Linked DNA regions of Homo sapiens: regions 1, 2 and 4 are each linked to region 3. Evidence: chromatin loops called from intact Hi-C (ENCODE). Cell type or tissue: endothelial cell of umbilical vein. All regions are shown on one strand.

Region 1 (8,000 bases), 96 kb after region 3:
CATTGTCTAAAGATATAATTTCAGCTTGCTTAAAGACCAACATTTTTTTTAAAGCACAAAAATACCCAGACTTGCACAAACCTACTGAAAGGTGCAAAGTATATTTCACAGTGGTCAACACAGAAGTGAATGGATACTTGTTTTTTTCCAAAACTGAGAAGCAAAAATCTACAAAGTAGCCTCTGGTTTTTAGCAAGAGAGAACATCCAGCATAATTATCCACAGTAGAGAACTTTTTTGATTGTTTAAAGCACCTACAAGGGAAGGTGAGATACCTTTCACCAGTGGGAGAAATAAGAAAATAATAGTAGGACTTCAAACTCCGGAGCAATTAGAGCCAAACCTACCTGTGAAAGTCTACAGAAGAGTATTAGCTATCAATGTCTTTTAGAATTGTCAAGGCTTTGGCCAGGTACGGGGGCTCACACCTGTAATCCCAGCACTTTGGGAGCCTGAGGCAGGTGGATCACCTGAGATCAAAAGTTTGAGACCAGCCTGACCAACATGGTGAAATCTCATCTCTACTAAAAAAAATACAAAATTAGCCGGGCGTGGTGGTGCATGCCTGTAATCCTAGCTACTTGGGAGGCTGAGGCAGGAGAATCACTTGAACCCAGGAGGCAGAGGTTGCAGTGAGCTGAGATTGCACCATTGTACTCCAGCCTGGGCAACAAGAGTGAAACTCGGTCTCATTTAAAAAAAAAAAAAATTGTCAAGGCCTTGCTATTCTAACTGTGGTACATAGATTATCTACATCAACACGATCTAGGAGCTTAGAATCTCAGACCCAGAACTCTTAATGAAAATCTTAGCAAGATCATCAAACCAGTCTTCACCAGGCACAGTGGCTCATAACTGTAATCTCAGCAGTTTGGGAGGCCAAGGCAGTAGGATCACTCGAGCCTAGGAGTTCAAGACCAGCCTGGGCAATGTAAGAGAACCCCAACTCTACAAAAAATAAAAAAATAAAAATTAGCCAGGCATGGCGGTGTGTGCTACTCCAGGAACTGAGGTGGCAGGATCACTCGAGCCTGGGAGGTCGAAGCCACAGCTGCAGTGAGCCGTCATCACACCACTGCACTCCAGCTGGGGTAACAGAGCAAGACCCTGTCTCAGAAAACAAACAAACAAACAAAACCACTCTGCAGTACTGGTTCTCAGAAGTGGAGGCACAGTGGAATCACCTGGGAATTGTTAGAATCTACCAATGCTTATATCCCACCCAGAGATTCTGATTTAATAGACATGATATATAGCCAGGTTATCGAGATTTTTTAAAGCTCTCCATGTGATTCTAAAATGCAGTTTGAAAAGCTCTGGTGTAAAGGACAAAGTTAAAACAAACAAATACACAAAAACGTCAGATTTGTCACTTCCAAACCAGTCAGTAAAACTTGGCAGATTCCCAGCTACTAGCTAATGCTCCTTGGAGAAGCTTGGCTTGGCTGAGTGTACATTTGATAATAGCCCCATAATTGCTTTTCCCATTTGTTTGATTAATGTACCTATAGACAAGGATTCTAGGCTAAATCTCCATTCTTTTAGGTGTGCACACAGTTCTCAACTCTGCTATATCATTTTCAACCTGTGCTCTGACTTGATGGGCCTCAGTATGAGTTTAACAGAGTAACCTTTCTGATAGACGTGGAGTTTTCTAGCTAATGCTTGCTGGACTCACTTTTCATGTTGGGTGGCATGTGGCAGTTTCCCTCTGTTAATTAGAACAAATGTGCCAATTATGTTAACGTTTCTCCCGATACCAATCAGTGAATAATTAGACACAACACATCTGTCTTTCACAGGAGAGTATAATAAGAAAACTGCAAGATGTTTTGCTCTCTATTATTGACATATATGATTAGACAATTCCTTAACCAATCATAGGGTTAACAAGTTTGTGTATCAGAAGGGCAAAGGATGCCAAAAGTGGTTTTTGGAGCTGAGAACCTCTCATTGTTAGCATGGTCCTGACCAAAGTCCACCTATCTCTGAAGTATCTCTGCAAAGAATTTAATTGGTCTTTCCTTCCTTTTTAACAACAACAAAACATTACATTGCCCTTTTGGTAAAATGCAGGGATGTTGTTTATTTATCCTGAACTAAAGAAATAAACAAGTTCTTAGGTATTTGAAACCCTTAAAAAGTCAACTTTATGTAAAAGGTTACACTAAAAGAAATCACAGGCCGGGCGCGGTGGCTCACGCCTGTAATCCCAGCACCTTGGGAGGCCGAGCGGGTGGATCACGAGGTCAGGAGATCGAGACCACGGTGAAACCCCGTCTCTACTAAAAAAAATGCAAAAAATTAACCGGGCGCGGTGGCGGGCGCCTGTAGTCCCAGCTACTCCGGAGGCTGAGGCAGAAGAATGGCGTGAACCTGGGAGGCGGAGCTTGCAGTGAGCCGAGATCGCGCCACTGCACTCCAGCCTGGGTTACAGAGCAGAACTCCGTCTCAAAAAAAAAAAAAAAAAATCACAAAATTCAGCCTACAGGATCATATTGAAGGTGTTATAAACATGTAAATCAGAATCAGATTATAATTTGTTATAATTTCTACTTATATGTTTCCATGATATATGAACTTTGGAGCATTCTGATTGATGGGGAAAAAATGATTTTTTTTTTGTATTGTTATTTACTGGCATTTGCATCCCATACTTGGCAAGGCTTTAGAAAGAGATGGGGTTATAGTCCAATTATTTCATAATATAAGCAGTGCCTGCTTGTATTGATTCTAAAAGTATAAGGAAGACACTTATAAAATCAACACATTAGTCTTCTTGAAGATAGTCAAAGTGTATCAGAAGATAAAGCTTTTTGTTTCATTTGGAATTAAAAGTCTATACCTTCTGCCGACTATGGCTCACATTCCTAAATGCTTAATGATATTCAGCTATGTATTTGTATCATCTAAAGGTGCAACATCATCCTTTCTTATCATAATGTCTATATTATTGTGATTACAAATATATTCTCCCTCTTGTTAGAAACAGAAAATAAGACTTGAATGTCAGATTATAAATTTTTTTCTTACTGTGACACTAATTTGCTTATTTTAAAAAGGAACAACTCAGAAAATACATTAAATATATTGGAAAATAGCTATGATTACTACTCCTAGTGTCAGACATTCCAGGAAACCCCCAAATATATGAATCACCCTGGGACACATTCCTTCTGCCCAGGGCATTGTGAAGAATGCAGCACTGAGGGAGAGGCCATAGTTGTCCTTTTTTAAAATTATATCACTTTGCCCCAGATATTTGTCTTCTGTTTTTTAATAGTAAAACATGAGCATAGTTATAATTCTAAAACTTTTGATAGCAAACCATGAGAAAAATTATTGGAAATAAGTATTGTTTGGAAAATAACTGTCTTATCTAAATGGGGTCCCATTATATACACTCTAAATACAAGAACATTGGAATCTGTCTTTGGTAGCTTCATTTTTATCATGTTTAATAATAAAGATGAGAGGGGAGTGAATGGAAGTGAGAAAATGACTACGGAAAGTCAAGATAAAACTGGATTATAACTTATCCCATATTTAGTGACCAGCTATAAATGGATAATCCACTGGAAAATTTAATCCATATTTCTCTGTCTTTGCTGATACTGTAAATAAATAAAAATTTAAACTGAAGAATAAAGTATTTAGGAAAGAGGTAACAGAGCATTTTTGAAATGTGAGGGTTGCTGAATGCTGGAGTTGCTACTCAAAAGAAATTATGGAAGCCTGAGCCATTGAAAAATGATCTCCTTGTTTTGCTACAAAACTTCTCTTTCCCTGACAGGACTTAGGCAGCCAATGGTTCTGACTATTATAAAATAGCAGTAACAGCGAAACTATAAAACCATGAGTCTAGGAGCTATAAAAAGTTGCTCCTTAAATCACACTGCACACAAGTAGGGATGGCAGTTTTATACACCTTTTCTGGGAACATACCATATACTGTCAATATGCTCTAGTCCTAAAAATTGTAATCAAATTAGGAATCATTCATATTCGTTAATAAAATCATGTTAGTATTTTGAGAACACTGTACCAGACTGAAGGCGTCAGTAGAATTGAATGACCTCACTGTTGGAGGGATTTCTAAACACTTTCTCCTTCTACTGCAAGAGCTGGAATTGGTCCCCATGTAGAAAGGCTAGAGATATGACATCTCTTCTGTACATACACTAGCAGGGATTGAGGCTGTAAATAAGACGACACTTTCCTCACTGGGAGTGTTTTATGTATGAAGACTCATAAACCACTACCTATAGTCCTGTGCAGTGGTAAATTGAAAGTCAGATTTCTTTCAGGTGTTTTTTTGGAAGATATTATTAATTTGGTATTATGAATTTGAAGATATGTACATGTACTTCTTAATAGAGACACTAAGAGGCACTGAATCATCATTGTTTAAAATACATTTAGGTAGGTATAGCTTTGTGTAGGGTCAAGTTAGTTCTAGGGAAGAGGCAATTAAATTACACTTATTGACTGTCTCCTAATTCCAGGTGCTTTCTTTTCGTATCTCATTTAAATCCCCCTACAACCCCAGGAGGGATGCACCCTCCATTTGTACAGGTGAAGATTATGATTCTGGGAGCTTATAGCCTGCGCAAGGCTGCAAGCTCAATTAGTGGGAGGGCTGGGATTCAAAGCCAACTCTGCCTGACTCCAAAGCACTGTTTTCCTTATAACAAAAAAAAGTTTTTTTGACTGTATGTTTTCAAAATTTGGTTCATTATAATGACACAAATTGTCTGTGTGATCTCATTTGATAATTTTCATAAGCTAATCAGATAAACCCCAGGCAAATATGTATTTGGGGAGAAGTCATTCATTTAAAAAGTGTCACATCCATCTCATCAATTTTCTAAAAGTAGAGAAAGCACATTTCATTGTGTTGTGTGTTATTATTTATACACACTTCATAAATAATGAAAATTTTTAGAAATTTTTGAATGGAAAAGAGAAATTCAACTCCAGCATCCATTAATGATTTTATTATTGAAGAAGAATAAGACTGGAGGACAAAGTTTATAGAGAGAAGGCCAATGTGAGGAGATATTGTGATGGATTCACACCTATTGCAGTGTGAATCGATCACATCATATTCAGCACTTATTATGTTTTTTTTGTATTTGTTGAGCATCCAGATGGAATTATCTAAAAAGTAATTGGAAGTATGAATAGAGCTTAAGAAAAGTTGGGACTGAAGATAACGATTTGTGAGTTGTCAGCCTTGAGAGTGAATAAAGTCACTCAACCAGTGCATATCTCATTCTCAAACCTGGCTGCACATTGAGGTCACCTGAGGAGTTTTTACACTGATTCTTGGGCCCTTTGTCTGCCCAATTAAATAAGAACCATTGAAGGTGGGGCCCCAGGCATCAGGATGGCTTAAGCGCTCCCCAGGTGATTCTGATGCAGGACAAAGGACCATGATATAAAGTAGAAGGAGGAGAAAATGAGAGAGAGGGAGATCCTTGAGAAGGACTATATGAAAATGCTGGATGTTATAAAAGGACCAGTGAAAGAGGTTTGCAAAAGAACAGATAATCAAGTGGCAGGAAAGACAGCAGAGGGAGGCTTTTCAGAGGGACAGTGGAGCTGTTTGCCATAGAGAAGAGAAGATGCCTTTGGATTTAGCAACGAGAAAGGCCACTGATCACCTTTGAAAGTGAAGTTTGAGTAGAGTGGGGATCAGGAATCCAGACATGGCTAAATGGAAGAGTGAATGAGCAGGTGCATAGAGAGGGATTGGGAATATTTCACTCTTTCAAGGAGTTTAGCCACTAAGGGAAAGAGAAGTCTGAAGCATAGCTGGGGAGGGTGGGTGTGTCAGGCTTAATTTTGTTGTTGGTTTGTTTTTAGGTTAGAAGAGATGCAGGCATGTTTCTGTATTACTTGAGACTCAAAGAAAGAGCATTGGGGGAGTTGATATCTTTTGGACTATTCAGTTTGTTGAAACAGACATATGCCATCTGCTCAGATTAAGGAAAATTACAAAAATATTGAGTACTTTGTTGGTGACCCAGGGTCTCAACAAGCCTACGAGGACAAATATTAGAAAGTTACCAGTGAGTGAATTTCTGAGTGCAAGATTTCAATTGGGCATGGTCTTCAGAGTGGCATGTAAACCTTCAAGTTCATGTCTTCTGAATAAACTTTCTCCTTTTTCCTAGTTGCTAACACGTTTCAGCTGAAGTAGGATGACCCTATTTTTGTTGGTCTTTCATTGATTGTTGAATAAAGACTCACAATGTGAAGATTGTTCCTTACAGAATTATATCACACTGTTGCTCAGCATCCTCACCCCAGAGCATATTGCCTGAGAAAGAAACAAACCACAGTGTTCAGTTATGCTGAACACTGTGAGTTCTAGCATCTGGAAATGTATAAATAGATGGTGTCTTTAGGACAGAATTTAATGGAAAATGTATCCATTGAAAATATTTTTAAGTATCTCTTATTTTATGCTAGATATCATTCTTCCCTGTTTACTAAACTTTTATCTTAGTTTGTAAGTTATTTAAAGTAATAAGGACATGTTGTAGAATAAATTATTTACTATGTGAAGAAATCACCATAACACCAGCTCAGAGTTATACAGAAGTCATCAAAAGTGCTTTGACATATAGTATCCTTTTCAAACCTCACAAGAACCTTATGAGGAAGTTAGGACAGATATTACTTTTCTTGTTGTAGAAGTAGAAAAATAAGGTTGAGTGATTTTATGTGACTTGCTGAAGAGCATAGACTCAGTGAATGGCACAGCTGGGTCCTATCTCTAGGCTTTTGGCCTTGAGACTTGAGTGTCTTTTGGCAAAATCTCACTGGGCTTCTGTGAAAGTGCAGCATAAACACAACTGCAGAGGCATCCAGGAGACATATTTGGAGAGTTCCATTCACTGACCTCCAACTCCCACTCCTATTACCCTGTTCTTTAGTCTTCCCAGTTCTCAGCCTTCCTCATTCTCCCCTGGTAGAATTTCTTGCTTGGTAACAGAACCACTATCCTCTCATGCCTTTGTGAAGTGCTCTTTAAAATTTTTGCTAGCATATCCCTAAAAGACTTAAAAAATACATATCTCCTTGCACATTTTATGTTGGTATCTAAAAAATATTATCAAAAAAATTAAATAGTGGGAAAAGATGCCATGTCTGTGTATATTATAAACATTTGACATCTTTAAAAAGAATTGTTGACTTAAAGTTATCCAATGGAATGCAGACACCATAATGATGTCTTACTCAACATTACCGATTAAGAAAATGTAAGAACAAACTCTTCTTTAATAGTAGGAAAACTTGCCAGGCACAATGGCTCACACCTGTAATCCCAGCACTTTGGGAGGCCGAGGCAGGTGGATCAACTGAGGTCAGGAGTTCGAGACCAGCCTGACCAACATGGAGGAACCCCCGTCTCTACTAAAAATACAAAATTAGCCAGGCATGATGGCACATGCCTGTAATCCCAGCTACTTGGGAGGCTGAGGCAGGAGAATTGCTTGAACCCGGGAAGCAGAGGTTGCGGTGGGCCAAGATCACGCCATTGCACTCCAGCCTGGGCGACAGAGTGAAACTCCATCTCAAAAAAAAAAAAAATAGGGAAACTTACAGTATTCCTTTTTCTATTTTAACTTATATTTCTATGCCATTTCCCCCATAGGTTTTTACTCTAATAGAATAAATTTTAGGCATAAAAATTTCCATTGGTCATCATATTTCTCTGTAATAAAAATTTGCGTATAAACTTTATCTCCTTTGACCATAGGGATCAAATTGTTAATTTTTTTTAAAAAACCCAAATGTACTACAAGTTTTGATAAATAATTACTTGGCATAAAGACTGAATTTTTATTGGAAATACAGCTTTTAATAGGAGAAATGAGGTTTTCATCCCTGCTCGCCTGTCTAGGTAGCTCATTTAGCCTAGTTTGAATGCTACTGCTGAAATGAAACAGGATGAAATCAATTACATTTCTATCTGTCATTTATAATGA
Region 2 (8,000 bases), 200 kb after region 3:
AAGAGACCTCTGGAGCGTCTACTTTGTGGAGTGTCACCGTCACTACCAAACATAACATGTGGCATGACCTGTCAAAGATCATCCAAGCCTGGACTAGAAAGAAAACATAAGTCTCTTGATTTCCTGTTTAGAATATGACCCATAGACATCTTGTCTCTTAAATTATCTCACTCAGAGCTGAGGTTCACAAAGTTAAACATCACATCCCCTGTCTGGGGCTGATCTAATTAAGCATGGGCTAGTTATTTAGGATGGCTCACTGTCAGCCACAATGGGACCAGGAAACTTAAAGACAAGTAGAGAGACAGAAAGGTTTAGCTGAGGAAAAATAGATATGTAAGTCACACTGTTGAGCACATTTTCTCTTTCCCAATTACAGGTACTTGAATTACTTTGCCACCAAATCCAGCCCAACTGGCGTAATCCTGGATCTTTGGGAAGCACAGAACTTCCCAGATGGAAACCTGAGCATGCTGGCAGCTGTCTTGGAAGAAATGGGAAGACATGAAACGGTGGTGTCCTTAGCAGCAGAAGGGCAGTATTAACCACCATGCTGGAAGGGGAAATGAAGGACAAAAATGCACAGGGAGTCTGTGGCCGTCCAGGTGAATCACAGCTGAGGAGGAAATCCAGATGAGACCAATGCACTTCACAGGCAAGACTGCAGCAGGAGCCAGAAGGAAAACAGATACAACTGCCCATGTACATGCCCACTTTACTCGGACATCATCACGGGAGTTAAGAAAAATTGTGTAAATTTGTACCTTGAATTTAGCTATCAACCTAATTTTCCTCTTAGTTGGGCTGTATGCTGTGTGGTACAGGATCTTACAGTTTCCTAGGAAACGCTTTTTATTGCTATCCAGATATATGGATAAACTTTCTTAACAAACCCAATTTCTACAAATGTTGTTTACATCAAATTGGACAGGGATGCAGACACTGTCCATGGCTCGTTCTATTTTTGTTCAAATCATTTGAAGTTGAAGCTGTGGACGGTTTGTTGTGTCTATTTCAGATTAGTAATTTACAGAGAAATCACAGACTTTTGCTACAAATCGTGTGCATCAAGTGTCTCAGATAATCCTCCCATCAGTGTTCTGTTTCTAGAACTTGTAGAACCAGTGTTACTGTTTGTATCAGGGAAGTGGAGAATCTAAGTGTAAAAAAGAAATAACTAAGACTCCTATTCCTTGGAGGGACCCTTCTGGTGCCCTTTGGGAATAAAGCTGTAGCACTGCAGGGAAGACAGTGATTCATGTTCAACCCCACAAACAAGCATTTTTTTCACAACATGTGTGTTTGTTTGTAATATGCAATATGAAGTGTTTTTTTTTAAAGGTATTATTATTATTTACAGGTATTCTGGTAAAATGATTTTTTTAAATTTCTATTTTTGTTAGCAGTGCTGTTTGTTAGTATTTGGTTATTGACTAGACCTGTCCCACCTTTTCACCTATCAAGGTGGGTGTGGTCATCAGTTTAATTCAACATGCATCACTTCCTTGACCTTTTACCTTTCCCTTATTCCACCCCAGAAAGGTGATTGATAAATGCTGAATGGCTTTGTCAGTCTGTTCCTTCAGCTTGCTCAGGCAGGGTCTTTCTTTCTCCTCTGAGGAGTCTTAAGGAGACGTGTTCTCTATTAAGTTCACTTAATATTGCCGTTGTGTGGCCCCACGTCGACTCCCTATGGTGCTCTACTCTAGAGGCAGTGTGGTTGGAGGAATGGACTCTAAACTGGAGATCAAGAAACCAGTTCTCATTGTGGGTCTGTCACTGTCTTGTTGCGCCACCTTGAGAAAGTCATTTAACCACACGACCTCAGTGTCCTCACTAGAAAGTGAAAGGGTGGGATTAGATCATCTCCAAGTTCTGAAATGCTCAACTTCCACCGTGATGCCTCCAGTCTCATTCATCAGTCTGAAGACCACAATGGACTCTGACCTGGATCATCATTTAAAAATCATCAGCTGGTCTTTTGCCCAGGCTATGTTACGCCTTTCAAGTAGTTCTGACAAGGAAGATGATTATTCTAACCAGCATTATGATGTTGTTTGTTTGGCCTGAGTCGCTCTGCATCATTGCATTATGCTGTTCACTGAGAGATGACATCCCTTTATTATCATTTTCTTAGCCTCTCTTGGGATGCCCCTGCCCCCAGCCTTCCTGACTGGTTGCAAATTCTGTTTTTTATTATTGTCTTGGCATCTTGATATCTAGACCACTCCTACAAGTTTATCTGGCAGTAGGAACTTGGTGCATTTTTTTCTACGCTACACCCCCCCACCCTTAATCTTTCTTTGCTGTCATAATATTCAGTAGCATTTATAAAAGCTGTCTAGTTAGCTCTTTAAAAACTTTTGTCCTGCAAAATGTTTGTTAGTCAACACACTACTTTGTGTAAACAACTATTATGTTTCCTTGGGACCATCACAAGCTCTTTAACAAACACAAGGACTCAATTCATTCAGCAGGTGGGGATTAAAGAATCAAAGCCCAGTAGCAAAACCAAAACTGAAGAACAAGCAGACATGTGTATGAATCGGAACCTTTAGAACATGACTGTGGTTTACTTTTAGGCTGGAGGCACACAAGTTGCTGAACAGACTTGAATTATACATGTGCTTCCATCTTTCCATGTTTCCGCTCCTATTTTGGTAGCATCTTGAGATTCCTTGATGCCTCCGCCATCCTCATCCCTGAGGAACTGCTGATACCTTGCTATGGAACCTCTTCTTTCTTTCATGCTTTTTATTCCGTATCTTCTGTTTTGGACATACATACATATATTCTATAAAATCTCTCTCAGCCCACCCCCTGCATTAGGATTTCCATATTTAAAATATTTGTACACTGACTGGGGAAGGGAGAGATTGCACTATAAACAAGTTCAGTGGATGTTTGTAGCAATGAGTAAAACTGTATTCTAAATTAAAAATCAAATATATATACACGCAGTTATACACACACATTTTTTAAAAGGAGGAGGAGGAAAGAGAGCTATTGTCCATTCCTACATTTTGAAATAAACTTGTCAAGATTACGCATCAGTACCAGGGTTGTGGAATCATCTATGGAAATCAAGAACTAGAATCTGAACTGAATGGTCAAAGAAACTTCTATGCCTAGTGAAAACTAGAGGGGAGCAACTATGTAGCTATGAACATGAATCAATTCCATAACTGTTACTAAAAACTTATTTTGACTAAAAAGTCACCAACACAGAACTATTGAACACAAACAGGAATTGTTTGTCTTACTGAAGTCACTGAGAACCCTTGGGGTTCACTTCAGATGCTTTTTTGGTTCAACTTCCCACCACCAGAAAAGGGAAAAGTGATTGATTTCGTGTGTGAGGTACTCATCTGTCAGAACCCTTAATGTTTCCTATTAAGTGAATGACAACTTCCATACATACACTATTTATACCAAATAATTTTCACTACAAATTCTGATTTCCTTCTCCTTTGGAGTAAAGTAATAGCTGTTAGATTGCTTTCAAACTTAGAAGGTCCAGATATAACAGTTCATTTCATAGGAAGCCACTTCATCAACCATTCTATGTGATACATCCTGCTTCTTTCTACACCGCTGGAGAGGCAGTTTGGCTGGTTTCATTTGGATAGAAAAAACTATCATTTGTGCATGCTGCCATCTAGTGGTGTACAACACAATCTAACCTGAGTTTAATATTCACTAGAATGTGTTTGACGAAGGGAATGAAAACCTGTAGAGTTCAAGGACCTTTATGACAAACAGATGTAGGGAAATTTTCACTTCAAATTTATAATTTTCTTATTCTCACTTTTTTTTCATTTGCATCACTCATCTCAATATTAGGTCACTGTGAGCCCAGTACATCAACTCATTCATACACAACATATCTTCAGTTGCTTCTTGTAACAGAACTATGTAAAATCTATATAAAACAGTCTTTGAAGAGTTGTCATTTTTAACACTTATGGTTTTCATTGGGGTTTGTATACTTTAAATCTCCTTTTAGTTCCTTAATATTTATCTTTGGAAATGTAAGAAGTATCTGCTTAGAAAGAAATAAGTCTTATATATGCGAATGGAATACTATGTCTAGGGAAGAGAAAATTGGGGTTGTTAATCAAAGGGAAGAAAGCAGCTTCTTTTCTGCTGAATTTGGGAATCCAAAGGCAGAGGTTTCATCCTGTTTTTATTTTCTTCTTATCACACTCTTTCAAGTTTCCTTAATGTATCTGGAAGGAATAGAAGTTGGATTCAGAATTGATAACTGGCATGGTGATGACAAACCTGTGTAACACCAAGGTTCTCACAGCTAACAGCTGTTTCACAAACGGCATCTTCCAAATGAACAGTCACCTCTGCTATGCAGAAAACCCCCATCCTGCTGTGAGCAAGTTAGGCTCTTCAAGAACTGGACAACTTTTGGGTGAGGTGTTCAATATCAAACTGCATAATCATTAGCCATTTTCATATATACTATTTTATAGATTTAAGTCTCTCAACTATCAAAAAGTAGAGCGATTTTCAGGAGAAAAAAGTCGTGGGGACTGAGTTCAGGACACCCTGAAACTATGCGACCAGTAATTTTTTTAAGGTATTTTTTCCTACAAGTAAGGTATCTGAAAAGTCAACGTTTTGAGGGTGGAATCAAGACTTTTCACTTCTCCTGGCAAAGAGCAACAAGGCTCTTGTCTCGTGTCCTTCTGTGTGTCTCTGTCAGGATCACAGCAGCTGTGCTCTTGGTCTGCTTACTCCTCTGTAATCCACGTATGCAGAAGGGAGTTAATAAGGTGATCACCATCTCCCCAGAATTCAAAGGTCTTTGCCTCTATAAGGTCTGCCCCTATGGGGCCAGGAAAATATAAACCTATATAAGGACTTGCAAGAGAGCATAAAGAAGGTAGAAAAGGTTTACTTGTTGGGTTTTCAAGCCTTCAAGTTGAATGAGTCTTAGCTTTTGCTGGGCAGTTGTTCTGGACAAGTCATCAGTTTCATGTGGAGAACTCAGTGTAAGCCCAAGGCTAATGAATGAGAGGGGTCCCATGGAAACACAGCTGAAATGAAATGGGACTTTATCCATCTTCTTTGAGAATGGAAGAGCTTTTGTGAAGCAGTACATCATTGCTCAAGATAATGGTTGATAAGCATTAGATTTTATAGATCTAATAAGGAAAATATTTTATTATCTCAAGTTAACAAAACATTTTTTTACCTCTCGAGTGCCTCATAGGACCAACTATTACTCTTTGGCTTTTATTTTTCTTTTTGTATTATTTTTATATATTCTTTAACCTTGCTGAGCTAGTATTGACTGAAATCTTTAGAACTTTGCCTCTGGGCAATGAAGTAATGTTTCTCTACCCTAAGATATCTATTTGTATAATCTCTGGCTGTAATGATCACTTTGGAAGATTTCCTTTGCATCTCTAATTATTTCTTTTTAATGGAATAAGGCATAAGGGGGAATAAATATATTGTAACCAATGTTATGTAAACCCATATCCATACAGGCCAGGAAAGCCAAATGAAGTCATTTCCAGAATTCTAGTGTGAAAAACCTATTTTTGAAAAGTGGGGAGATGGCTTTGTGTAGAACTGGGTGGGTTTTCTCTGCAGACTAAGTCTAGCCATGAGCTTCCAGATCCTTTAGTTTTATCAGCCTTGTGCTTACCCCATTTTCATAAATGCTACTTTAACAGCCAGTCTTCATAAGTCATGGTTCCTAGGTTTTCCTGTCACCTCATTGTATTCATCTGTGGTAGGATATTAACGGGCTCATTCAACCAAATGTAATGTGTGCCTCAGACCTATTTAGCATGGTTGGGGGGCATCAGCAGGACAAACCAACAGGTACTCCGCAAGTGTACTGGCACAGCAAGCCCACCAATTATTAGCAGCTCTTCATCAGCCTGCTGTCTACTCAGACGCTTGCCTACTGAAGGGACCTGTCCAGAGATCTTCTGGAATCCCAGGTTGGGAATCTCTGCAGAATGTCGTGACAGTTGTGGCCCAACTAGCTTCTGAGTAGAAACAAGGAAGCTACCCTGAGATATAGTCAGCTGCCCACCTGCCATAGTATTTGCTACTGAATGCCAGCCTTTTAACATACCATTTCAGATTTGTCCTTCAACAAAAATATAAATTGCAAGTCATACCATTTAAGGGTCTTTTACAAATATGTCTAAATTGTGTGTCATTTTTAAGTTCCAAAGGTCTACTGGACTAAGTACTATCAGACCAGCTGTAGAACCTGATGGCGCTGATCCGGGGTGGAATAACCCTCAGTACTGGTGTGTAGAAGATGAATTGTAGGCAGGTTTTGCTGATCAGCAGCCTAAGGATTGATGGGCTCTCTTTTGGCCTCTGATCCTGAGCACTATGGAGGCAGCATCAGAGAATGGGGACCTGAGCTACATAGGTTCTCAATGTTAAAACAACTCTGTTCGGAGTGACATATAAGAGCAAGAAATCTACAGCTGGTGTAAAATACCTTTGCCTTTTCTATCCCGAAAGTAACAAATGGCATCTGTACATGTAGGGGTAAAAACTCAGATGTCTACTCCTCCAGGCCATGGACAAGAAAAAGTACAGCAGTCAGAACAGTGGAACAAGTGATTTGCATTCTCTTCTTCACGCTTTCCTAGATCTGCCATTGGTAGCGCAGCCCTCGCCCTCCAGACATAATGCATCGAGCCCAGTTGCAGGGAACATCACTGTGTGTGTGTGATGTCATGGTGTTATATGTGTTGAGTTTAATGTTGAGCTGAAGCAAGTTGGTGACCTTCCTCTTTGCTCTTTGTAAAGAAGACACCAATGTTTGTCAGAGAAAAATCCCCAGCAGTCGTGTTGAAGAGGCAGTGTCATCCACCTACTGTCCCCTTTGGAACAGTTCAACTGCAGAAAGGTCGGATTGAGGTTTTGTGCTTTGTCGTTTTTCTTTTTTAAACAAAACATGACAACCTTGGCTTTTCCGATATGGAACACTTTTGTTGTTGTGGAGTTCCCTCTTGCTGTATCTTCTATGCAATTCCTTTTCTAAAAAAACCCCCCGGCAGAGGCAGAGTGCCCTCCGGATATCTGTCCGGCGCCTTGCTGAGTGGTGGAGGTGAGGGATACCAGCTCCGGGTGTGCCTCTTTTCTCTCCCTGGCTGCCAATCCTGATTTTCCCTGCAGTCCCCTTGGTTTGTAAATTGCCTGCATTTATTCTGTCAGCCAACATGTACAAAATGTAAGAAAGAATTTTTAAACAGGTAATAAATTATATTTATAAGCAACAAAGTGCTGCCTCCTTCACTTAATAACAAGGTTCTCTTGCGTGTTCAGAGCTGCCACGTGTTTCTTCGGTGGGACAGAAAGGCTTTGGGTCCTGCGTGGATGGTGATCACAACCTCCTGCAGGCACAGGATGAGGTTTTAGCATGGTGCTACTAAAAAATCAGCTGCACACTGGAATCACCAGAGAGGCCTTAAGAACTAACGCCAGGGTCACACCTCCAGAGATTCTGATGGAAGTGGTCTGGGGGTAGCCTGGGTCTTGGGTGTTAAAAGCTCCCGGGTGGTACTAATGAGCGGTTAAGGGTGAGAACCAATGTCTTAGAACTTCTGCAGAATTCTCTGGGGCGGGAGCTTCTAAATAGAGTGTCAAGCCCTGCCCCCAGAGATCTGATTTTAAATGAAGCTTGCAAACAACTATACTAATAGGTAGGAAATGAAAGGTAAGCAACTACCAGCAGAGGAGTTCAGCTTGGTACAGGACTGCTGGCCACTGCCTTAGGGCGAGCAAGCCAAGGGCTCCAGCTGTGAGGTGCGAAGCAGCTGTGAGGCTGAAGACTAGAATCAAAGACAGCCCTGTCCTCCATGAGAGAACGACCTGGAGACACTTCCTTAGATGGACTGCCACCTGCCCCCACCCCTCCCCTCAGCCTCCGTGGCTGAAGGGTGTAAGCAATTGCCCAGCACTGAGAAGCTGGTCCATGCCATGGGCTGGAAGAAAGTGACTTAAAA
Region 3 (8,000 bases):
TGGATGAAATATAATTTGTAAGTTGATCAGTGTTTTCAGGATCACATATTTTATTTTATTTACTTTATTTTATTTTTGAGATGGAGGTCTCACTACATTGCCCAGGCTTGTCTTGAACTGCTGGGCTAAAGTGATTCTCCCACCTCAGACTCCTGAGTAGCTGGGACTACAGGTGCACACCAGTGCACTCAGCCCATCACATGTATTTTATTAATACAAAATAATGCTTACCTCGACTTCACTTCCTAAAACATCATAAAATTGTACCTTTCTCTTTTGAAAAGTAGGTAACTCCAGGCCCTTTGTGACAGGACCAGATAGTGGGTTGGCAGTACTTTGCTGTAGGATATTCCACTGAACCAAATTTAATTTCTCTTCAAATGGAAGAAAACATAGCATATTACAGCTTATAATTTTGATTTAAAAAAAAAAAACTTCTCAGAAAATTCTTTAGAGCAGAGAAATCCTGGGGGAAAAAATCACATCACTTTTTACATAGCAGCTAAACCCTAGATAAAAAGGAAAATAACACCTGGTAGATGAGTGCCTGAGCTCAGATCTCTAGAAATCATCAGTCATCCCAGACAACTGGGTCTTGCTATTGTACTTACTTTAATGTTGTTTATTCTCAGTGATTTTTCATGTGCATTGATATTTAGAACATGTCTCATTTTAACTCTATGTATGTTAGAAATTGATCTGCATTTGAAAAGATAAAGATCAATTGGCACTTTGACACATTTGAGCATTGAAAAGAATATTTTAAAATAGGTTTGAGCCATTAGAAATAACATTATGAAATATAATATTTAAACAGAATTATAAAATTTTCAGTAAGGGTATTATTGTAATAGCAAAATGGAGTAGTACTTTTAGTGATATATTTTAATTTTGAAAATATATATTTATCTTTTACATTATATATTGTTATATTTTTACATTATTTATATGAAAAATATAGAAAATAAAATATATATTATATTAAATTTTTGTATTATATATTTTTAAATGTTATATAATTTTTTATTGTATTATGTTGTATTGTATTTTCTTTATTTCTTTTCTTTTTTTTTTTTTTTTGAGACAGATTCTTGTTCTGTTGCCCAGGCTGGAGTGCAGTGGCACAATCTCAGCTCACTGCAACCTCCACCTCCCAGGTTCAAGAGATTCTCTTGCCTCAGCCTCCTGAGTAGCTGGGACTACATGGACATGCCACCATGCCCAGTTAATTTCTTGTATTTTTAGTAGAGACAGGGTTTCACCATGTTGGCCAGGGTAGTCTCGAACTCTTGACCTCAGGTGATCCGCCTTTCTCGGACTCCCAAAGTGCTGGGATTACAGGTGTGAGCCACTGCACCCGACCTAAATATTTATTTTTTACATGTAAATAAATATATACTTAAATATAAATATATCTATATTAGTTACATTGTTTTGTTTTGCTTATGGTGTCCTTTCTTGATAAAGAATTTGACAGTGCTTACAAAAATACATAAACTGCAATGAATAAGATAAATCCTTGAGAAAGTTAGTAGGGCAGAAAAATAAGGCAATGATGATAATGATTTGATGACGATGAAGTGGTTGTTCAGTGTGGCATCAATACTAAGCACTGCTGTAGACACTTTTGATGTACTTACTCATGTAATCCTCACAATAACCTTAGAAATATCTTAGGATGAAAAAGAAATTAAGGTACATATTCCAAGTCACAGAGTTAAAAAGGCACTCATTTGAAATCTGTCACCCGGCCTTTGAGCCTGGGCTCTGGGTCACTGAGCTCCCCTGCCTTCTCCGTAAAACCAGCAGGTAAAATTACATATACATTTTACAGGGTGCCACACATTTGGTTCTAAGACTTAGCAGCTAAATCAAAGCTGCAAAAGCAATCATAGTGTCAATAGGATAAAATATCAGTCATTTTGAAGATAAAGTGAAATGCTTTACAGATTTACTTGAAACTACCTCCACCAAATATTGAATGCTGTGTCAAATTGTCCCCATATCAATAATGGGATATAGTTCTTGAAAGCATCCACACCTCCTAACATCAACATTTTAGCAGCATTTTGGTGTATCAAAAAGAGGTTTCCTTTTCAGTATCTCCAGACACAATGATGTAGCTTGTGCAGTTGTTGGTGGAGTCACATGTTCTGTGCCAGGAAAGCAGTGTTGTATTTTGCCAGCTCAGCTACAGTCAAACCTGTCAGCCTTCAGACCTTTGGTATTTTTGAAATGCAGTCCAGGAAGTGCTCCAGAAAGTTTCACGGCATGGTTGAGAGTGGCAGCAGAAAGTGGGACCAGGAGTCATTGAGATGGGTCATTTTGAACATGCAGTCAAGTGGCACATCTTAATATGTTGGTAAACACAGATGTAAAAGTATATCAATATGTCACCCCCACACTTTATCCAAACACTTTGCCCAGTATAGTTCAAATGAGGTTTTCAATTGCTTCCCCCAGAAGTGTGAGATTCAGCATCTACGTATGGTAGGCCAATTGCCCCAAGCCTAGGGCTGATGCTACCTTGCTGTGCAAGGAAAGAGGTGATTAGGTCTAAATTTGACTCCTGGAGTGAGGCCTCAGGGTGGCTCTCCAAGGTGTCAAGGGGTACTGTAGCTGTTATTTCACCAGTGAAAAGCGGCATCTGCATGAAACTCTCAGAGGTTTTTTGTTTTTGTTTCTTTTTTGTTTTGTAGCTAAACAATGAACTAACTTGGCACTGTTTCAGAAGGGGCATTATATCAAAGAACATTCTTTCACTCTCTTTTGTGACTGACAAGAGACAAGCAAAGCCTCTTTTATAGAGTGCAATTAATCACTATCAAAACACACAGCTGTTGCTTTAATTTGGCTACTAATTTACTTATAGTTTGATTTTGCCACTTAAAATGAAGTATTATCACTGAGGCAACAATGTGAAAGTATGCTGTTGTAAACGATCTCTGAGTCATAAAATCTCCACTTGTTTTGCCAAAAACTTAATCTGATGTTCAATGAATCTCCCACTGCCCGAAGACCTCTGTAATCCTGGGATGCGACATTTTGTTTGCAGACTCTTGATTTAGTGGTGCCTCTGCCAAATGATCACTAACAAATGATAGCACAGCCAAGTGAGATCAGTGAGATTTGTGTCTGGTTTGTGTAATGGTAAGCCGGTGGTGCAGCTGTCTGCCAGAGACTCCCCCTAAAAACTCAGATATAGTGAGCAATAATCAGCTCATTAAAAAATGAAACAGCCAAGAAGAACCGTTATGGTGATTGAAAACACTTGCTGGTGCAAGTGTGTCCATGGCCCAGTCCACCAGCTGGCAGAGGTGTAGCTAGGGTTTCTGAGTGTGTGTAACTCCAGGGGGTGATGTTTACATAAACTACAATATGAACGGCGCCCCCTAGAGCTGTGTAATATGATATCCCTGCATTTTGTAGTCTACACTTTTTACCTTTTCCATGGTATCCTATTATTATTTAACACATTTGTATTTCCACTTGCCTATAAACTCCTTTATAACTTGTTTCATTTTCTTGATCTTCATATTCCCAGGCCCTAGAGTGCCTATGGCATAGAGAAGGGGTTTTCATTTAAAGTTATTCAATGAATGAAATAAAAGTGCAAATATATTTTTCAAAGCCAAGGATTTTAGCTTTTGTGTTTTAACAAGTAAGAACTTTCCAAAAATACCATTCATATTGGTATGTCAGCTCAGTTGTCACATGATATAACAGTGAGGAATCCTGCGGGTGCAAGTGAAAGAAGCCCAAATCAAGCAGGTTTAAGTCAAAAAGATAAAAAACACATTTATTGGTTCATGTAACAGAAAATCCCAGAATTAGACCCATCTGGCTCCATCACAGTCAAATCCATTGCTCTAAATGATGACCTGACCACATTCTTGCTCCATCTCTCAGCTGTGCCTTTCTTTGTGTTGCTCCATGCAACCTCGCTGTTTCCATCCCACATCAAGATGGCCATGAACAGCGTCATACTAACAGCCAGTCTTTCAGCAATCATTTTCTCCCCATCACAGCAAAATCCCAGATTTCATTGTAATTACACTGCCTTGGGTCATGTGCTCATCCTGAACCAATAATTGTGGTCAGAGGATTGGAACGCTCCGATGGGCAGGAGGGGAAGCGAGTGGGAAACCGAACCACGTGGCCTAAGAGGGTGGAAGAGGTTTCTTTTTCAAAACAAGAAGAAATAGATGATAGAAAAAGGAAAAACAAGATGTTTTCCTGACATCATTCCTCATTTAACAGGTGTTGAAACTAGGGCTCAGAGAAGACATGTGACTTGACAATGTAAGTCTTCTGACACTGAGTCCAGTGTGTTTTTTACCTTATCTTTCATTAATTGTTGGGCTGTTTCAGTTTGTAAGTGATTAGAAGTAAGATATATATATATATAATAGATAATAGATAATCTGTTTTTTATATATATACGTCACGTAGCATGGTGCTCTGAGAACACTGAAGAACAAGAAGGAGTGAATGGGTTGATTGATCATTAGAATCATAAGACTATTTTTTGAGCCTTTGGTTCAGTATGATTCAGCTTGATTTCCTAATCTGTGAAAAAAGGCAGTTTGATTTTTTTGACAGATCATACAAGTAGGTAGAAGCTTTTTCGGAATTACTGGCAGTGATTTCAACAAAAAACAATCCAATGCAAATGGCTGTCTTATTTCTCTGCACTCTTGACTACTGAAATGTTTGTTTTGTTTGCTTTGATTTGGATGTGGTTCTAGTTTTGGTGAGAGTGAAGTGGCACTTTGGCCTGAAGGACTGTGTGTTTTAGAGAGTCACAGACATTCGATCTGCAGCCCACACTCACAGGAGACACTTTCATAAATGCTGCATGATTCCATGTCCACATCTGCACAGAGCAGCACATCCTTGGTGATCACATTTTATTTTAACTTAGTTTTGTTTGCTTTTTAATTCACTTTTTGTGGCAGTTCATCTTGAAGGTATGAAAAGGATAATGATTTCACAAGAACTTGAGTTGAACGCATGCAGAAGAAGAGAGAGTTAAAGGGACTGCCCTGAAATCAACCTGCTTATTTAAGTAGATTTGAAGAAAAACAGAGTATGAAAACAACAAATCAGCCTGACTTATCTAAGAAGAGTGGATAAAATAGTCCCTGCAGGAGGAAATGTGTAACCAAATCCAGTACTTTATCACATCTTCATGAAACCTTGAAATAGCTCTATGAATTTATATTGTTTCCGAAAGACATGTGATCCGTGCTGTCTTATCCTGCCCCACTGTGAACCCTGAAATCAATCCATTGCTCTCTCAAACTTTGGGAAAATGATATGCTGGAAATGTCAATGAACTAGCTGCAGTCACAGAACGTGTTTTTACTTTCTGAGTTTACTGAAGTGGAAGACAGAAAGGATGCCTTCCTAAAAAATAACCGCATATACTCACAGACCTATATTTTCTAGACATGAGTACGTTTCTATTAAAATGCCTCCTTAACATGAGAAAACCTTGTAATTACTTTCTTTCACAAATCATTTGCCTCCTTTATATTTCCAAAGATGGCCAATTCTAATTTCTTTTTTGGAGGTTTAATAAAACAGAGGCCTTGGAGAAAGGAAATGGATACCGTTCAAAGAAATCCACCTCCTGAAACACAAGAGGCCAGAGTTAGATCTTTGGTGCTTCCATCTTTCCACAAATCACTCTCGTCTGTTTCAGCTTACATTAGCTCATAATCATTGTTTTGTATTGTAGATATTCTGAAGAAGCACACTATCAATGGATAAAATGCAATTTAAGATTTCTGGCTCATAAGGAACAGTGAAAGGTGGCTAAACATTACAGTTGTATTGCACTACTTAACTTGGAATCCTTTCCCTGTATGTTTTTTGCAAATTTTCTGTTTGTTTATTTATTTCACAATACTTTTAACAGTGCTAATCTCTTACTCTGTGGAGCAGTTAACAATTCTCCAACTGGTTATACATATCCTGTGCCATTCGTGTCTTACTGCTCCTCTTCATATTGTGGACAATGATTTGCTAAGTCTTTTTCCTTTAACTTACAGATTACCAGTAATTTTAAATTCACAGATAACTTTTAAAACATTTTTATAAATATATTGGTTAAATAAATTAGAAAGTAATGCAAATGAAAGAATAATAAGAACATGTCATTGTAATCTCTGAAGAGACCAGTATATATAGCATGTATAAACGTATTGTTGAAAAGGTAACATCTGTATATTTCTCGTTTAGACCTATAACTAATAAATAGATGTTGGTATCTCCTTGGGAAACTCCACAGAGTTTATTATTCATCAGATGGTTCTCTAAGTCTATGTATTGAGTATTTGTCAAGCAAAAAGGGAATGTTTGCTACTTACTAGCTTTATAAACATTGGGCAAGTTAATGGACTTCTCTGTGCCTGTTTTTTAATCTTCAGAATGGCAGTAATGATATTACCCACGGTGCTATTGTGAGAATTAAATGAGGGAAAATATCCAAGTCCTTAGTAGGATACCTGGCATATTGTAAGTGCTTCTTAAGTATTTGTTATTCTTTAAAATATTTTTTTCAATATTGTTACTAACCATAATACTGTTAGAGAATTATTTTCAAAACCAAGCTTTCACATTTTGGGAGGCAGTGTCATGTTTACAGCAGTCAGGCTTACCAAGCCAGAGGTACCTAGATTCCTTTCCTAGCTCTTCTATTAAACAGATGGATAGTCTTGGGACACACTCAAAGTTTCAAAACCCAAGTTTTCATCTAGGAAAAACACAGGGAGCTTTAAAAAGTTGCGTCCCAGAGGGTAGCTGAAAAATGAGAAGGTAATATTATTAAATAATGTAGAAAAATGGCTTCATAAAGAAAACTTCTCTCACCTTTTTTTTTTTTAGAAACAGTATAGGTAGCAATTATTAAACTGAGAAAACACTTCTCTAGTTTAACAAATGATGCTGAAGCTTGTCGTTAAATCTCATCCAATTTTTTTTGCCCTAGAGCTGAACACCTTTGGCCAACAAAAGAAGTTACATGCCTGATTCTTAAATTTGTAAACAAATAAAACATTATTTTCTGTTTATTTGTACAATGTAGAAGTAGGTCTAAAGTAATTGGCAACTTGGCAAGTTTTTATTTTATCTCAACAGTGAAAATACTTAAGCCATGGCATAGCCCCAGACTTAATTTCTTATATCATTCAATCTTCACTTTTGTCTTCTGATAAATGGATACTAGCTACTTAATTCTTAAATCCAATATGATTTCCAAAACAAACTTATTGGGCATGACTTCAACTATACTGGTTGGTTAATCTTTTACTTTTGATGTAGAATTTAATTACAGACCTCAAATATAACTACCTCCAAATACAACATGAAATCTTAAAACTTTAACTGCCTTTAAGCATAGCCAGAGTCCTTGGAACTTTTTATTTATCTGCAGACTTCTACAGAATAACAGTTTCATGGCTGTGGAAACATTTGTCATATTTCAAAATCTAGTCTTTATCTGTGGCCCTAAAGTAGATTTAGGTCTTGCAAGATTTTTTTATCTTATAAAAATAGCTCACTTCTTTCAACTTCATGTAAAGATTGCAGGCTGGGCTAAAGTGACAAAGAATGCCTTAAGGGGAACTTTGAATGAATAACTTTAAAGGAAACTATTTTCACCAAAGACTTGTCCAGATTTAATTAGTTATGAGGGTCAAAGGGAGGGAGAAAAGGCCAGAAGCCTGAAGGGATTGCCAGAGTAAAATGTTAAGGAGAAGTGAGGACTCACGTGGAGAAGGAAGTGTAGCCACTTGAAGTTTTAATAATTTTGTGACCTGGTGTCAAGTATTGTGATTTCTAAGGGCAGGAGAGGTAAAAATGTGAAATATTAACCAGCACTGTTCATTGCTAGAGGTGACTCATACCCTTACCATCTTCTTCAGTATATTGGGTATATTATCCTTCAAAATAATAAATTTTGGAAGAATGTCATTTGCTCCATCAAAAAGGATGAA
Region 4 (8,000 bases), 73 kb after region 3:
CTGGGCAACATAGCAAGACCTTGTCTCTAATAAAAGCCAAAAAAAATTAACCAAGTGTGGTGGTGTGCACCTGTGATCCCAGCTGGGATACTACTGTCAGCCCAGAAGGCTGAGGCAGGAGGATCCCTTGAGCTCAGGAGGTCAAGGCTGCAGTGAGCCATGATCACACCACTGTACTCCAGCCTGGGTGACAGTGAGATCCTGTCTCAAAAAAAAAAAAAAAAAAAAAAAAAAAGCTCACTATTATTTATAATACAGAAACATAAACAGACCTTGGCTTCCTGCCTCTCTTCTTATTGCTTTGTCTGCTCTAACCACATCCATTTCCTTGTTTCCAGAATGCAATAGATTCATTCCACATATAGGCTGCTTGCAAGAACTGTTTCTTCTCACTTGAAACATTCTTACCCCAAGTCTAAAACTGGCTTACTTTCTTCTTTCATTCAGATTTATACTGAGATGTCACTCCTATAGAGGGGTCTGTCTATCCGGGCCTCAACCCTGTCACTTGCCTAATCCTAATCCTGCTTTATTGTTCTCCATAACATTTTTCTTCATCATTATTTGTTTTCTTTTGAGTTAACCATCTGCCATACCAGAATGTAAGCTTCACAAGGACAGAGACTTTCTTTTCTTCCTTGTTGTCTCCAGTGCCTAGAAGACGTCCCTTGCCTGTGGCTGCTGATAAATAAATTAAAACATAAAAAAATGAAATAAAATTGAATTAAATTGAAAGTACATGATGGGGAAAAGTGAAGATACTATTCAATGTGAATCATTTGTTCATTTAATAAAAATACTTTTTTTCCCCAAGGAATTCAAGAACATCAGGTAGCTGGACGTAATTGCCTCTACACTCTTGTACTTATTACGTTTCTGCATAGCACTTCTCACCTTCTAAACCATCATACATTTACTTATTTATTAGTTAATGGTTTGTATTCTGTACCCCCTCACCCCCTTAGAAAGTAAGGTCCACATAGGCAAAGATTTGGGTTTGGTTTTTTCACTGATTAATTCAAAACGCCTAGGGTGATTCCTGTCACAATGTAGGGACTCAAGAAATATCATAAAGGAATGAATGAATTGACATTTCTGTATTTAAGTATCTCCAGTTAAATATATATGTAATCTCCGGGAGGCTGAAGCAGGAGAATGGCGTGAACCTGGGAGGCAGAGCTTGCGGTGAGCTGAGATCGCACTACTGCACTCCAGCCTGGGTGACAGAGCAAGACTCCATCTCAAAAAAAAACAAAAAAAATTTATATATATATATATATATATATATATATATGTGTGTGTGTGTGTGTGTGTATATATATGTATATATATGTGTATATATATATGTAATCTCATGAATTATTATATTGGTTCACATGTACAGAAGTCCTGATTTGTGGCCTTATGTGTTACTTTTTTATTTTCTACCTGTCTACTCTACTTGGCATAAAACAAAATTAATTATACAATTTAACAAAAATAATGCATTTCTTTAAACAAGCATCCTGAAAGATGAAGGTCATACTATAAACAGTTCTAGTAGCCTAACACCAAATGTACTGGCAGGATTCAGCAGGCTCCCCTGTACACCAGAATAAATGGCATTTTTACTAAGGTACATTTCTGAGTTGTAGTATGATACCTTGTATAACAACCATTAAAGCCCACATTAATCCAATTATAAGTAACAGAGGCCATATTTTGAATTGGATAAGATTAAATATATACTTTAGACATTTTTAGATAAGGGAAAAATATTTAAACAATAAATTAATTAATACTCTTGTTTTATATAAATCTTGACAGTTGTATTATCAGGTTATTCCTATTTCAAGATTAAATATTATAATGTATACCTGATTGTGTCAGTCTATATTTTTTCAAACATATTTGCTTTTGTAGATGGTCAGAAGTTCCCAAGTTTCATGGATGCCCCACAAATTCTTAGGCATTTATAGCTCATATTTATTCTGAGAGGTAGACAACGAATTCATAGAACACAGTCTCATAAGTCATATTTTGGGGGAAATCATCTATACGTATGTTATAGGCAGGGCTGGTAACACACTGGACAAAAATGTGTTATTAAAGTATGTTTTATGCTGTATGAAAAGTGAAGTTTATGGCTAAAATGCTTATTTGCAAGAAAACAGCTTGTCTGCAATCATTGCATTCTTTTTTTTGTACTCTGAGAAAAGAGCCTTAGCTTTTTGGTATGTCAGTTTCCTCATCCATAAAGTTGGCATATTTCTTATTATTTATCCCTAAGACATACCTTAAAAAATACTGTGATGACATATAATCATTTTTTTTCTGAAACTAAAGATGCATTTTGAATATAAAAGAGTGGCTTGTATGGATTTTTTTTCTTCCTCTTTTCTGTAGTGGATGTCATTTGGAGTGCTAGCTGAAATATTTATTTTTTTAAAAAACTCTTTAACAAGACTATCTGAATACAAATGTGTTTGTCCTATAAATGCCCAAAAGTCAAGAAATAACGAAGAATGGCTGAAATTGTCCTCCCTTCTAAAGAGTCTTTGTTCCCTGGAATTTCTCTCATTTAAATGATCTCAGTGCAGTAAGTGATAGCCAGGGCTTGGCACGACTGAAGAAATTACCAAGCTTACCTTTCTGCTGACTTGCTGCAGATCATTCTAACCGCTCTTCCTGGTTATGAGTTATGATATTATGAAAGTGTTTGTGGTAAATTCCTAAGAGAGAACGAAAACTTTACCCCTTACAAAAGCAAAATGCGGTTATAAAACAACAGGAAAAAAATCAAAGTCGATTGTCCTTATTCTTTCTTCTTTAGTCTCTGTCCTAGTAGCCAACATTTATTATATGCTTACTGTATGCCTAACTCTGTTATAAGACCCTTGTTCATGTTAACTATCATAATCTTCATACGACATCCTATGAAGTAAGTTCTGTTATCTTCATTTTGTAAATAACAAAACAGAATCATGGAAATATTAGCTAACTTGCCCATGTCACCTGTTTAGGAAACACTGAATCTGAATTTTAAACAAACTTTTCTCTTTGCAGTCCAGTTCATTGCACACAGTTGCAAAAAACATACAACCATTCTTGACTTTTCAAACTATAGAGGGAACTGCATATAGTTGATTTTTGTTTGTTTTATTGTTTACAATATTTGAGAAGGAAAGATAAGTTAAAAAAAAAAAAACACCACCAAACTTTTTATTTCTTTAATTTGTTTTTTCAGAGACAGGGTCTTGCTTGTCATCCAAACTGGACTGCAGTGGCATGAGCATAGTTCACTGCACCCTTAACTTTCTTGGGCTCAAGCGATCCTCCCACCTCAGCCTCCCTAGTATCTGGGACTACAGATACCTACTACCATACTCTGCTAGTTTTTCTATTTTTTGTAGAGATGGGGGTTCTCACTTTGTTGCTCAGGTTGATTCCAAACTCCCTGGCCTCAAGCGATCCCCAATCTTGGCCTCTCAAAGTTCTGGGATTATAGGTATGAGCCACTGCACCGAGCTTCAATTTTTAAAATATTCTATAACCTTTATATTTACAAACCACAATAAGAGTTGCTTAGCATAATAATATTTTTCTTTATTTTTAAAAATTCCAGCAAAAATCAGATACTCTATTCCTGGAAAAGAAAACCATAGCTAACATTTCAGGGCTCTATGGCATTAAGTCAGGCATTTTTCACTTTTAATAAATGCCCAAAGCTCTGAAGGCCAATCTAGTTCTTCCAAAATATGCTTCACTGTTTGGTTCACAGCAGTTATTTCCTGTTAACAGCCAGATTTGGTGATTTAAGCATAAATTCTAGTCTGCTATGACAACATAATTAGCACTTTCCATCATTATTGGAAGAAAGATACATTTTTTTCCCTTTAAGAACACAGTATTATTACTTTGAGTGACCATGAAATCATTTGCTAGAGGAGCACTTTGAAAATATATTAAAACAGCTTTTTTTAAAAAAATATTAGAATGTGTTCAACACCATTGTTCAGTGAGTGTGTAAAAAGAATTAACTGAAAAGCACCTGAAAATATGAAAATGTGAATCATAGTACAGCAGCTGTATTTGCTTAATGCAGGGTCAGGCCTAGGTCAGAAAGTGAGTAAGCTGGCCAGCAGCAGATAACAACATGAAGCTCTTCTAAGTACAGAATTTCCACAGATCGAGGGCCTTTTTGTCAAGACCAGTTCAATTTGGGAAGCAAGAAGCTTATTTCTGATATTTGGAGTTTGGCTTCTTAGTAAAATTTAAAGAAATAAATATCAGTACAACCATCAACTCTGTGAACACTTGACAGCAATGCTGATTTAGGGGCTGGAGGAAGTGGGTATGTAAATGAGTACATTGACAGAGGACTCTTTATGTAACTGCACTGTCCTAAGTGTGCTATTTATATTACCTTTTAAAATCATCACAGTAATCCTATACAATATGTAATAGAATTATCTTCATTTTATGGATGAAGAAATGAAAACATAGCAACCTCAGTAAGTACAGAACTAGGATTAAACTATGGCAGAGCAGATCCAGGCTCCATGCTTGTAACCACCACAGCAGGATAGATAATGACCCCCAAAGGCATCAGGTCCTAATCTCTGGAATTTGTAAATATTAACCTTATGTGGAAAAAGGATCTTTGCAGATTTGGTTAAGAATCTTGAGATGGAGAGATTTTCTGACATTGCCCAGGTGGGCTTTAAAGGTCATCACAAATGCCTTGTAAGAGAAAGACAAAGGGAGATTGACACAGATTGAAGAAGAGAATGCAGTGTAACCACAGAGGTAGAGATTAGAGGGATGTAGCCACAAGCCAAGGAATGCCATCAGCCACTGGAATCTGGGAGAGGCAAGTCATGGTCTCTCCCTAAGAAACTCCAGAGGGAGCGCATAATCCTGCTGTCCCTTTGATTATGGCTCAGTGAAACTGATTTCAATTATTTGGCCTTTAGAACTACAAGTGAATATATTTCTGTTGTTTTAAGCCAGGAAGTTTGTGGAAATTTCCACTGGAAACAAATACAGCTGCTACGCGGCATCCATTTTCCAGCAAATTCACATCATGGAGTAATCCACTTCTAAATAGCTGGTGAGCTTGAATGAGTGAGTTAGCCTCTCACAGTTCTAGTTATATAATCTGTAAAGTGCTGGGCACGGTGGCTCACGCCTGTAATCCCAGCAGTTTGGGAGGCTGAGGCAGGCGGATCACAAGGTCAGGAGATCAAGACCATCCTGGCTGGCACGGTGAAACCCCGTCTCTACTAAAAATACAAAAAAATTAGCCAGGCATGGTGGCGGGTGCCTGTAGTCCCAGCTACTCGGGAGGCTGAGGCAGGAGAATGGTGTGAAACCAGGAGGCAGAGTTTTCAGTGAGCAGAGGTCGCGCCACTGCACTCCAGCCTGGGTGACAGAGCGAGACTCCCTCTCAAAAAATAAATAAATAAATAAATAAATAAATAAATAATCTGTAAAGTGAGGGGGTTGGACTATGTGACTTGTAAGACATTTTATAGTTATATATCATAAGGGAAATTGTTTCCAGGCCTTCAGTAAAGGGAATTGCCAGATTATTTTGGGAACTGAATTTAACTCAGCATTTACTAAGGCACTGCTATATACCCAGCACCAAGCACCAAGATTTATTTGATCTCAAAGTATTTTTTAAATTTTAATATGTAGCATTCAAGGCTGGGATTAAGTTTGTTTTTTGAAGTAAAACTAAGCAGTGACATGATATCGGATAAAAACATGGCCATAACTGTGCAGGCACATTGCATATCAGGAGTTTCTGTGCAGTGAACTCTAGGCTGAGGATGCAGATTCATTGCATCTTGCCTGTTAATCCCTGCTCCGCTGTGGCCTCCCAGAGTCCTGTGTTGGAGCAGATCCTGAAGCTAAATCCAGACTCTGGAGAAAAGAATATCGTGGTCAGTTAGGTATAGACACACGAGCTGGAAGGGAATGTAGTGGTTCCAAATATTTGCCATTCCTACTCTAAAGAACAATAATTCAGATCATAACCACTCTTAACTGTTTCCTGCTATACCTGAAAGAGCTTCAGGTTTTTCTTCAAAGCAATTGTAGAAATGACAACATTGGTTCCGAAAAGAATGTAGAGACATTTTTATTCTAAGTAATCATCAAGAATTACAGAAATGACTGCAAAGTGTCTTTTCAGCCATCAAGAAGCTTTTTCTTTTCCTAACTCAGGTGCTATTGGTTTACATTTATTAAAAATGTCAGCTAATCTTCTGAAGTGCCCACATTTATGGCCTAACATTCCTTCTGAAAGTAGGTAAAGGAGTATAAGTGAATAATTATAAAATATGAATTTATGAAATGTTATGTATGCAATCCTACTAACAAAAACAGCTTTACTCACCAACATCTCTTGTTGGCTTTCTTGGTTAAGTGTCTGACAGTCAGAAGCAAAAGGCTCTGGGGATTTTCTCTTGAGGTGAGAGAGAGGCCACAAGAAACATTAAGGTAACTTGACACTTTCAGCATTGAACTATCTGGACCATTGGTCTCAAAGTAGCAGTCCACAGGTGCAATATGGCATCCCACTTTTTTGGTTTAGTCCTCAAAATGTTGGCCCACACAAGTATTTTGATAAAGTTTTAAGTAGCTGACAACATATACAGTTAGAAAAAAAAATCTCATAAAACTCCATATTACCAACTTCTGTTAGTCATCAGATTTGGGGTCTGTGGCCCATTGAGCCTGCATTCCTATTGGCACCATGCAGCCGGAGCTAAGTAACGAGAGTAAAGAGGAAGCTGATTGATTGGTTTTGTACCCACATCTCCATTAAAAGTTAGAAACAAAAGACAACCCAGGTAGGTGTCATGTTTCAAGAAAAAAAATCTTATGCCTAGCTTTCTCCCATTTGTTACCTGAATGGCCCCTGGAGACATATGAAACTCAAGTCCTGTGCTAGACAATGTCAGCCATCAGCTGGTACAAAAGTGAGCTCTGGGACTCTGTGGACACACCAACACGGACCCAGTAAAGCAGGCATTTAGAGCCACCGTGCAGAAGCAGATCTGCATGGCTCCCCACAGCCTCCTACAGTGCCCACAGTGCCATGCGTAACTTGGTGTTCCATAATCAACGAATCAATTCATCAACCAGTGCTTCTCAGATTTTAGTGTTATGCAGAAAACACACCTGTGGAGTTTGTTAAAACTGTAGATTCCCAGGGCCCAACCTGAGTGTGGAATCTGCAGTTTAATCAAGCACAGCAGGGTAATACCTGCATATCTCTTTATGAAACATCACCTTCAATTATTAGCCCTCCCAATTGCTTTGTCTCACTTGGTTATGTTTATTTTGATTAGTAGTGATAACAGTAGATGTATAGCCTAATAAAATTTATTAATACTTCGGGGAAAAAGTAGAGTGGGGGATTATTATCTTTTGGGCACTTACTATATGCTAGGCATGTGCTTAGAATTTTATAGGTGACCTTTCCTATATAACCCTGTGAAATTATACCCATTTATAAGCTGATGAAACTAAGGCAGGAAGAGGTTAAGCAATGTGCTTAAGGTCAAATGGATAGTCAAGTGGTAGGGTCAGGACCTAAACCCAGGGTTTTGTATGCCAAAACCTTGTTCTCAGCCACAGTGTTAGCCTACCCAGTGGTTTTCAGACCTTTTTGACTTACAATAAAAAATAGGTTGATATCATGATCCACTAGACACATACCCGCATCCTTACACACAGAAACATATGAGTGTATATACACAAACACATCTATAAGACTATGTATATCTTGATAACTTCTGTTCATTCAGTTTCACACTTTTTAATGCTGGGTTTTAATCCACTGAATAGATGTTGTAACCCTCTCAAGGGTCATAACACTCAGTTTGAAAAACAGCAATAAACCTGAAATTCCATAAGAACAATAAGGAATATTAGATACTATAGTTTATGGACCTTATGGCCAAAGTGTGTGTGAGAATTATGTGTACAAAATTTATGCAGATGAG

The links. Peaks named below come from ENCODE experiments on the same cell type or tissue, not always from the same donor. Only the 100,000 strongest peaks of a DNase experiment are listed, where the experiment ranks them.
Region 1: it touches region 3 in a loop (2.5-fold over the local background); 2 of 110 quality-filtered maps call a loop at or near these places.
Region 2: it touches region 3 in a loop (5-fold over the local background); 5 of 110 quality-filtered maps call a loop at or near these places.
Region 4: it touches region 3 in a loop (2.2-fold over the local background); 2 of 110 quality-filtered maps call a loop at or near these places.

What each region holds. Positions count from the first base shown.
Region 1 is chr4:95,262,421-95,270,420 of GRCh38, reverse strand. All of the region lies in intron 4 of UNC5C (unc-5 netrin receptor C), which reads left to right. Among named protein-coding and RNA genes, the nearest start is that of UNC5C, 280 kb to the left of the region's middle. In endothelial cell of umbilical vein, no CTCF peak of the experiment used is centred here; DNase peaks (open chromatin) are centred at 1,400 and 3,120; H3K27ac peaks cover 2,841 bases.
Region 2 is chr4:95,161,779-95,169,778 of GRCh38, reverse strand. It overlaps UNC5C (unc-5 netrin receptor C), which reads left to right. Exons shown (of 16, transcript NM_003728.4): 16 at 380-7,275. The coding sequence ends at 545. Among named protein-coding and RNA genes, the nearest start is that of UNC5C, 380 kb to the left of the region's middle. In endothelial cell of umbilical vein, a CTCF peak has its summit at 3,663 (motif pointing left); a DNase peak (open chromatin) is centred at 3,638.
Region 3 is chr4:95,358,376-95,366,375 of GRCh38, reverse strand. All of the region lies in intron 1 of UNC5C (unc-5 netrin receptor C), which reads left to right. Among named protein-coding and RNA genes, the nearest start is that of UNC5C, 190 kb to the left of the region's middle. In endothelial cell of umbilical vein, a CTCF peak has its summit at 3,381 (motif pointing left); a DNase peak (open chromatin) is centred at 2,835; H3K27ac peaks cover 305 bases.
Region 4 is chr4:95,285,531-95,293,530 of GRCh38, reverse strand. The region is part of intron 3 of UNC5C (unc-5 netrin receptor C); the gene reads left to right. Among named protein-coding and RNA genes, the nearest start is that of UNC5C, 260 kb to the left of the region's middle. In endothelial cell of umbilical vein, no CTCF peak of the experiment used is centred here; DNase peaks (open chromatin) are centred at 340 and 4,070; H3K27ac peaks cover 2,431 bases.